Linked DNA regions of Homo sapiens: region 2 is linked to region 1. A link is an interaction called in ENCODE POLR2A ChIA-PET data of the cell type or tissue named here. Cell type or tissue: PC-9. All regions are shown on one strand. Each heading gives the region's core, and the rest is flanking DNA. Links, peaks and the distances in the headings are about the cores only.

Region 1 (4,407 bases), core at 90-4,089:
ATGGACTTTCCATGTGAGAGGCAGAGAGAGAGAGCTTTCTGGTGTCTCTTCCTATAAGGATACTACTAATCTTATCATGTCATAGCCCCATCCTAAAAGACCCCACCCTAATGACCTCATTTAACGTGAAGTACTTCCTTAGTATCCCCTATCTCCAAATACAGCCACGCTGAAGTTAGAGCTTCAATATATGAATTTTGGGTGGACACGAACAGTCCATAGTACAAGTAAACACACAAGTAAATCCCAATTACAAAGCATAGTACATCCCAAGAAGGAAAAAGAGGCTCTTTTTAGAGCTACATTCCATGGAATTGTTATAGAAAGCTTACTTTTATTATCCACTAAAAATATAAATCAGAAGAGCCAGGAGTGTAAAATTGAGAATGATATTGTATTCTGTATTCTTTCTTGGAACGCTGAATCTATTTTGTTTGTACTTGCCTCAAGGCCCACATAATAATCTTTGACTTCCTTCAAGAGAATATGATCGTTTTGTAAAATGTAACTATGGCCATTGCCTGACTCTTGAAATGTAATTACATTTCTAAGTACTTCACTTTTTGGTATTCAGCGAAATGAGAGAAAGGAGAAAAAAAAAAAAAGCACTCTGTATAGAGTTTCATTCCCAATTTTTTTTTTCACATTTTGTTTAATATCTAAAGATTCTTGTTATAATGAATTTAAATCTTTTTTGTTATGGTGATTCTTTTTTAAGTAAAGGGGTAAAATTGAGAATGCACTGATGTGAATTTCAGTCTTTCAAACTGAAGTTTTAGAAATTAAATATAATGTCACTTTTTGGCAGAAGAAAATTAATGTGGGAAATTTTTAGAAGTTTTATCCAAACGAACACAAACTTGGCTAAGTACTGAGGAGACTGCTGAATGTAAGACCCTATGTTACGCACAGCTTGTAGTTATTCCCGATTGTAAGATGCACTATTAAAAGTTGTTTGTGGACAACAGGGGTCAGTGGTCTCCTTAACATCTGATGCCCATGTTACACTTTCCTGTTTCTATTGGGGAAGACGGGGGAGTCTCCTGTTCGAGAGAGGCCTGTCCCTCAGAGAACAAGAAAGATGTGCATCCCACTTTAACTGCTGAAGGAAGGAAAAGGAATTGGGAGGCCTAATGAACATGGAATTTGACTTTCACAATGTATTTCTCATGGATAGATTCTTGGAGAATGGTGTCTGTTTGGGGGCATTTAAGAGGGATATTGAAAGAGAAGAGCTGTTACAGATGGAGAACAAGATGGAGGGGGGCATACAATTCTGTAATGTGAAGAAGAGGCGGGTAGTAAGCTTAGTTCCCTTAGTTTCTACTCATAATACTGAATGAAGTGAGGTGAGGGGATGGGGGCAGTGCCTGAGTCTTTTCATATGCCTGATGCCCAGGTAGCTGAAATCCATGAAGGGATACAAGGTGTGGATGAATGGGTGAAAAATTCAGAATCTTAGAAATTGTACAACGTGAGAACAATCTTTAAAGCAGTTAGGACTCTCCATAGATAAATGAGCTGCCTGGAGTAGTGGAGGGAGTGATACTGGCATCTCTGTAGAGGTCCAATCAAAGCTTCATGACTGAGCAAAGGTATTTTACATGACTGAAAAAAAAATAAAGATCCTAGTGTCAAACAGCTGAACTACAGGCCCAGTAGTATCTCTCCCAATGTTGATATTCTATGATCTTTTTTTTTTCTCTCTACCACATTCCAAAGATATGACAAGGCTGGATGTCACTACTGACGTCGGCTCTCAGATCAGTCTGTGTCGTGGCTGATGGCTTCACCAGATCCTCAGAGACCAGGCTAGTTGCCCTGCAAATTATTCAAGATTCAATTTTCTCAGACTATGAACTTCCTTTGAATACCATAGTTATATAAGGCAGAATCTTTCATTTCCTAAACTGATTAATGATGATAAATAAGGCATTTAGAAAATAAACTATAGGTGGGGGTGGAGGGTTCTGATTAGGCATTATTTCAGTAACCTCACTGTTCCAGTAGTGGTCTTGGAGTATAATGCAGCATAGTGGCTAAGAACATTAGAATACAGTGCAGATAAAGCCCCTGCATATATGGCCAGCTGATTTTCTACTAATGTATGAAGGAAGTTCAATGGAGAAAGAATATTTTTTTCAGTAAATGGTGATGGAAACATTGATATAAAAAAACCTCAATAGATTGTAGACCTATGTGTAGAAGCTACAGTTTTGAAATTTGTTTAAGAAAACAGGGAAATCTTAGTAACTCTGGATTTGAAAAATACGTCTTGATTAGAAAATAAAATACATAAACTATAAGAGAAATAGATCAACAAATTGGGCCCCATAAAAATTAAAAGTGGTTGTTCTTCAAAAGACACTTTTGGCTGGGCCCAGTGGCTCATTCCTGTAATCCCAGCACTTTGGGAGGCCGAGGCGCGTGGATCACCTGAGGTCAGGACTTAGAGACCACCCTGGCCAACATGGTGAAACCCTGTCTCTACTAAGAATACAAAAATTAGCCGGGCATGGTGGCGGGTACCTGTAATCCCAGCTACTAAGGAGGCTGAGGCAGGAGAATCGCTTGAACCCAGGAGACAGAGGTTACAGTGAGCCGAGATTGTGCCATTGCACTCCAGACTGGGGCCTGGGTGACAAGAGTGGAACTCCATCTCAAAAAAAAAAAAAAAAACCACTTTATTTAAAAATAAAAATAAAAAGGCAGTCATAGACTGAGAGAAAATATTTGAAAAATATATACCTAACAAAAGACATGTGTCTAGAATATATAAAGAATTCTTAAAATTCAATAAGAAAATCCAATTTTACAATCAAAAATATTTGAATAGACACTTCACCAAATATGATATGTGGATAACAAATAAATACATTAAAAATGCTCAACATCATTAGAGAAGTTAAAGACTTGTATCTGAATGTTTTTAGAAAATTTATTTGTGATAGCTAAAAATTGGAAACAAGCGGCCCTCAACAAATATATAACAAAACAAATTGTGATATTGTCCTAGAATGGAATACTACTCGGCTATTCAAAGGAGTCAGCTGTTGATATGTGCCACAACATGATTGAATCCTAAAATAGTTCTTCTGAGTGAAAGAAGCTAGATAAAAAGATTTGCTGTATTTTTCTTTTCATATAAAGTTTTATAAAAATTTAAACTAACCTATAGAAATGAAAGCAGATCAACGGTTGCCTCAGTATGGACTAAGGAAGAAAGATGAATTTGAAAGTGGCACACGGAAACTTTTAGGGAGAGTGGATATATTCATTGTCTTGATCGCTGTGTGGATTCATGGGGGAATGCATATGCCAAAATTCATCAAATTATATTCTTTTACATGTACGGTTTACTGATCATCAATTAAACTCACTAAAGACAGATAGATAGATATGTATGTGTATATACACACATGCATATATATATATATATACACACACACACATTTATATGTATATATACTTATATACACATAAACACACAGCAATATGTTCTTAGACACGGTAATAACCTTTCTATCTTCGATTTACATTTGTATAAATTGGGGATATAATATTACTTACTTCATGGAGAACAGTGCTAAGCATGGAGAAAGATCTCAATCAATGTGAGCTAAAACTATTACTCTGTAGTATAGTTCACTTCTTTTAAAACATATTTTAAAAGAAGTTTGTTTTAAAAGAAATATGCTTTAAAAGAAGTGTCTATGTCCTTTGCAGGGACATGGATGAAACTGGAAGCTATCATTCTCAGCAAACTAATACAGGAACAGAAAACCAAACACTGCATGTTCTCACTCATAAGTGGGAGCTGAAAAATTAGAACATATGGACCCAGGGAGGGTAACATCACACACCGGGGCTTGTCGGGGGGTGAGGGGCAAGAGGAAGGGAGAGCATTAGGACAAATACTTAATGCATGCGGGACTTAGAACCTGAATGACAGGTTGATAGGTGTAGCAAACCACCACGGCACATGTATACCTATGTAACAATCCTGCACGTTCTGCACGTGTATCCCAGAACTTAAAGTAAAATTTATTTTAAAAATGATTTGTTTATTCTATTTCTCCACTTTTTTCTTTGTTTTTGAGGATATTCGTTACCAGGAAAGATATTGTGTTTCCTCAAGGACTATTTTGTGGTATGTAGTTTTTAGAAGGTCTGACTCCTGGGCAAGTGTGAATAGAACAGATGGGTGAAGAAGCCTTTCAAATGGCATTCCCAGGCCTGAGAGGGGAAGTCCTTGTGCTTAGAAATTTTCCATCCTCCTCCACAGCTGAAATGCCTCCCTTGGCTGAAATGCCTCCCTCAGCATTTTTGTTTTGAACGCCCTTTCTTGGGGGATCCTAACCCAGCTGCAAGAATTCACTGTGGGCTGAAACCTGGCAGATTAGATCT
Region 2 (4,407 bases), core at 257-4,256, 720 kb after region 1:
GGCTATTATCAGAAAGAATATATCAAATGCTAGTGAAGATATAAAGGAAAGGGAACACACTGTTGCTGAGAATGTAAACTAGTATAGCCGTTATGGAAACCAGTATGGAGATTTCTGGAAAAAAAACAAAAAACAACAACAACAAAAAACACATAAAATTAGAAGGACCATATGATCCAGCAATACCAATACTGGGCATTTATCCAAAGGAAAGAAAGTCAGTGTAAAGAAAAGACATCTGCATCCCCTATGTTTATTGCAGCATTATTCACAATATCCAAGATATGGAACCAACCCAGGTATCCAAAAACAGACAAATAGATAAAGAAGATGTGGTATATATACACAATAGAATACTATTTGACCATATAGAATGAAATCCTGTCGTCCATGGCAATATGGATGAAACTGGAGGACACTATGTTAAGTGAAATAAGCCAGGAACAGAAAGTTAAACACTGTATGTGCTCACTCATATGTGGGAGCTAAAAAAAAGTTGATCTCATAAAAGTAAAACGTACAACAGAGGATACCACAGACTGAGAAGGGCAGGGGTAAGGAAGGGCTGGGGAGAGATTTGTTAAAGGAAATAGAATTACAGTTAGATAGGAAGAATAAGTTCTAGTGTTCTATAGCACTGAAGGATGACTATAATTAACAATAATGTATTACATAGCTTCAAATATCTAGAAGGAGGATATGAATGTTCCCAACATAAACGATAAATATTTGAGATGATAGATATGCTAATTACCCTGATCTGATCACTTACATTACATACATGACCATAGCACGATGAACCCTGCAGATATGTGTAATTGTTTTGTGTCAATTATAAAAATTGAAAAAGTTTTCAGATTATCGCTATTTGATGGTCCCTTCTAAGACCCTGGGAAAAGCCTTAGCAATGTGTTTCCATGGCCATTTTTCTTTCTGCATTTTTTTTTCAATTTTTAAAAAGTAAATATTTTAACTGCAATCGGTTAAGAATCCTGTTTCTTTCCATTCTGTTTTCCCTTCCATGACTTTTCCTTTCCTGTTGGGCATTAAAATGGCCATCAGCATTTGTGAGATCGGATTTAGAAGCAGCTAAGGTAGGTTTATGTTCAGCTGGGGTTTAGTAGGTTGTACTTCTGTGGTTTACAGTCACTTTCATAAGGAGTTAAGTTATTGCTTACACTATGTAGGACTGGCCTCCAAGAATACTACAACCAGCTAATACCATGATTCAAAGGAAGGGCAGGGCCAAAGTTTTGTTCCTATGGAAAAATGAATGTGCCCTGAGGTAGACAGCACAGGAAGCATGAGGGTAACAAAATAAAATGAGATTAAAAATATACAAACCAGGAGACAGTCTGTGAAAATTTTTCCAAATCTAAAATCTCATATGTGAAAGAAACTTCATAAATGTTTTCCTAAATTTGAAAAGCATGTTTAAAATGTATAAAATCATTATCAGTTATGAAGCTGAATAAAACTTTTCTAAACTATCAATAATTTTATAAAAATACATTTCAATCAACTGAAATAACATGAAATTATCTTTCTATTCCCTTTACAGAAAATGAAAATTTTAAAACTGTATTTTTATATGAAGAGGTGACCCAGCAATATGTAGTCAATAATGAGTATGAATAAAGAATTACAAGAGATGTGTTCATTAATAAAGGTATCAGGTTTTTCAGATGTTTGATTTTTTAAAATATCTGTCAGGTTTGTAATATTTGTAATAGGTTGAGATTCATTTTTCTTTCAAAATATGCATTTTTGTGTCTGATTTTGATTTTGTATTTATAATATTGTATTCTTTTTGCTTTAAAAAAAAAAAAAGAAAAAAAAAGAGTCTACTCTTGGCCAGGCCCATGGCTCATGCCTGTAAATCCCAACCCTTTGGGACACTGATGCAGGAGGATTGCTTGAGCCAAGGAGCTCAAGACCAGCCTGGGCAACATCGCGAGACCTTGCCTCAACAAAAAATAAATAAACATTAGCTGGGCATGGTGGTGTGCACCTGTAGTCCTAGCTGCTCAGGAGGCTGAGGTGGAAGGATCACTTGAACCCAGGAGTTCTGGGCTGTAGTGAGCTATGATTGTGCCACTACACTCCAGACAGGGCAACAGAGCAAGAGTTGAGAGTCTTTTCTTTCAAGGAATTTTAGAATTGCATCTCAAAAAAAAAAAAAAACAAAACACACACACACACACACACACACAAAGCCCCCTTCAAATTCATAAAAGCTTCAGTTGCCATGAAACTGTAATCTGTGCTTTGCCTGGAATACCTCTTTAGTGGTTTTATATTCATCACAGGATTACTGAGAATGACAGGAAGCTTCCTGGGTGGGTTTGGTGAACAGGAACCATCCTTGTTGTATAGTCACTCCAGCACTGTCTTCACTGGAATTTAGCAATTTACAAGAGTGTTTGGAGTCTTTTGCTTTGTACCCAGAAACAGTTCCCTAATGCCAATCCCTTTGGGTCAACTGCATTACGGGTAATAAGAACAAAGCCGTATAATACTTTACTATTACTCATCAGTGTTATGTTTGTATACTGCCTATCTCCCAAGCAACCAAACCACTCAGTCTCATTTAACTTTACCAAAGTCAATTTGTCTTTTGAAAATCTGAGGCACAGATTATTCTACCCCATTTTAGAGATGGAGAGGACTAAATACACAGTGCTAAATTGTTGAAATTCAAACTTTTCAATTACACCTCTATTTACTTACAGAGGTTGCTGCAGGAATTAAATAAGATAATGTATATGAAATATCCCAGCTTAGATGCCAACACCTAAGTGCTTGGTAAATGTTAGTTTAATGTTAGATGATTCTTTACCCATAGGTAAGCATTTGTCGACTTGGGCTCATGAAGCACCCAGATGCCTGGAGACATTTCTAGAGTTCCTTGAAAGAAAATGTGGTCACAGCACACAAGCTTCAAATGTCTTTGCTCTAGCCTGCACTGTGGATTGTAAATCTAAATTAAAAATACCAACCCATAATTTTTTTGCAAACTTCATTTGTTAGGAAATGTTAGTGAGAACAGATTTGTGAGGTGATGTGTCACCAGAACTGATCTCAACTTTCCAACTCCCAAGTAATATGGCCTTAGTCAAGTCATTCTATTTCTCTATGTTTTGATTGGAAGCAGAGAGAAACAGAATGATTTGACTAAGTCATTGGAAAACCAAAGATTTTAATAATGTGTAGCCTTGAAAGAGAATCTCAAAAAAGCATGGTAGATCTTTGAAACTGAAGACATATAGGCCATGAGTTATGTTTTTGCACCAGTAAAATAAGATGGGGAACTAAAGCTACCTGGTAGATAATTGATACTTCATCTGCCTCCTTCCACCAGCCCACCACCAACTCCCTCAGAACCACTAGATATAGACAAGCATGAATCATTTAATATGGTCACAGAACAGAATGTAAAAGCTTACACCCTGAACCATGCAGAAGTAAATGCATATTTGAAAGAAGGCAAAAAAAAATTTTGCTGGAAAAAAATCTTCGGTTATCTCACTAATATTTTTATTTTCATAGAGGAAAGGTGAGATAGAAACTAAAGGTGATAGAGAAAGAAACAGAAGTAAAGCAGATTATTTAAGTAACAAGTGTACTCAATGGTGAAAATAATAAGCGTTTAAGGAAAAAGGGGAAGAGGATGTGGAATATAGTGTACATAAACTAAGTCTGTCACCAAGCATAAGGGACTCACTGCCCTATTTGCTAGAAGCCAATTCTATGACACAGGGTTTTGGAGGAAAAGAAAAGCTTTTTTTTTTGAGATGGAGTCTAGTGCTGTTGCCCAAGCTGGAGTGCTGTGGCATGATCTCGGCTCACTGAAACCTCTGCCTCCCGGGTTCAAGTGGTTCTCCTGCCTCAACCTCCCGAGTAGCTGGCATTACAGGCACCCGCCATCATGCACAGCTAATTTTTGTATTTTTAGTAGAGACGGGGTTTCACTGTGTTGTCTAGGCTGGTCTTGAACTCCTGACCCCGTGATCTGCCTGCCTTGGCCTCCCAAAGTGCTTGGATTACAAGCATGAGCCACTGCGTCCGGCCAAGAAAAGCTTTTTATTGCTAGTCAATGAACAGGGAGAGTGGAGTCCAGCTCAAATCTGTCTCCCTGAGCTGGCTTTAAGGCAGTAATTTTGTTAGAAAAGTTTTAGGGGTGGATTCTGAGATGAGTAGGTGATTGGTGGAAAGAAAGGAGAGGTCTGGAAGTTCCTAGGGCATGTGCAGTTATCTTTTCACACCACTTCATTGATTGCATGTGCAAATTGTTGGGGAATTGGTATGAAACATTGGGTGGAAATTCAAGCTGTAACATCAGCAGGCTTCTGCACAAACTCCAGCCAGCCATATTGGTTCCAGCTGATTTCAGCCAGTTTAGTTATC

The links. Peaks named below come from ENCODE experiments on the same cell type or tissue, not always from the same donor. Only the 100,000 strongest peaks of a DNase experiment are listed, where the experiment ranks them.
Region 2: POLR2A ChIA-PET joins it to region 1 with 9 read pairs; 1 of 35 experiments calls an interaction of 5 or more read pairs at or near these places.

Annotation. Positions count from the first base shown.
Region 1 is chr3:190,051,723-190,056,129 of GRCh38, reverse strand. All of the region lies in intron 1 of P3H2 (prolyl 3-hydroxylase 2), which reads left to right. Among named protein-coding and RNA genes, the nearest start is that of P3H2, 67 kb to the left of the region's middle. RefSeq lists a silencer at 3,902-3,951. In PC-9, for the core only: CTCF peaks have their summits at 1,302 and 1,506; a DNase peak (open chromatin) is centred at 1,699.
Region 2 is chr3:189,332,771-189,337,177 of GRCh38, reverse strand. No RefSeq gene overlaps it. Among named protein-coding and RNA genes, the nearest start is that of TPRG1-AS2, 94 kb to the right of the region's middle. In PC-9, for the core only: no CTCF peak of the experiment used is centred there; a DNase peak (open chromatin) is centred at 2,507.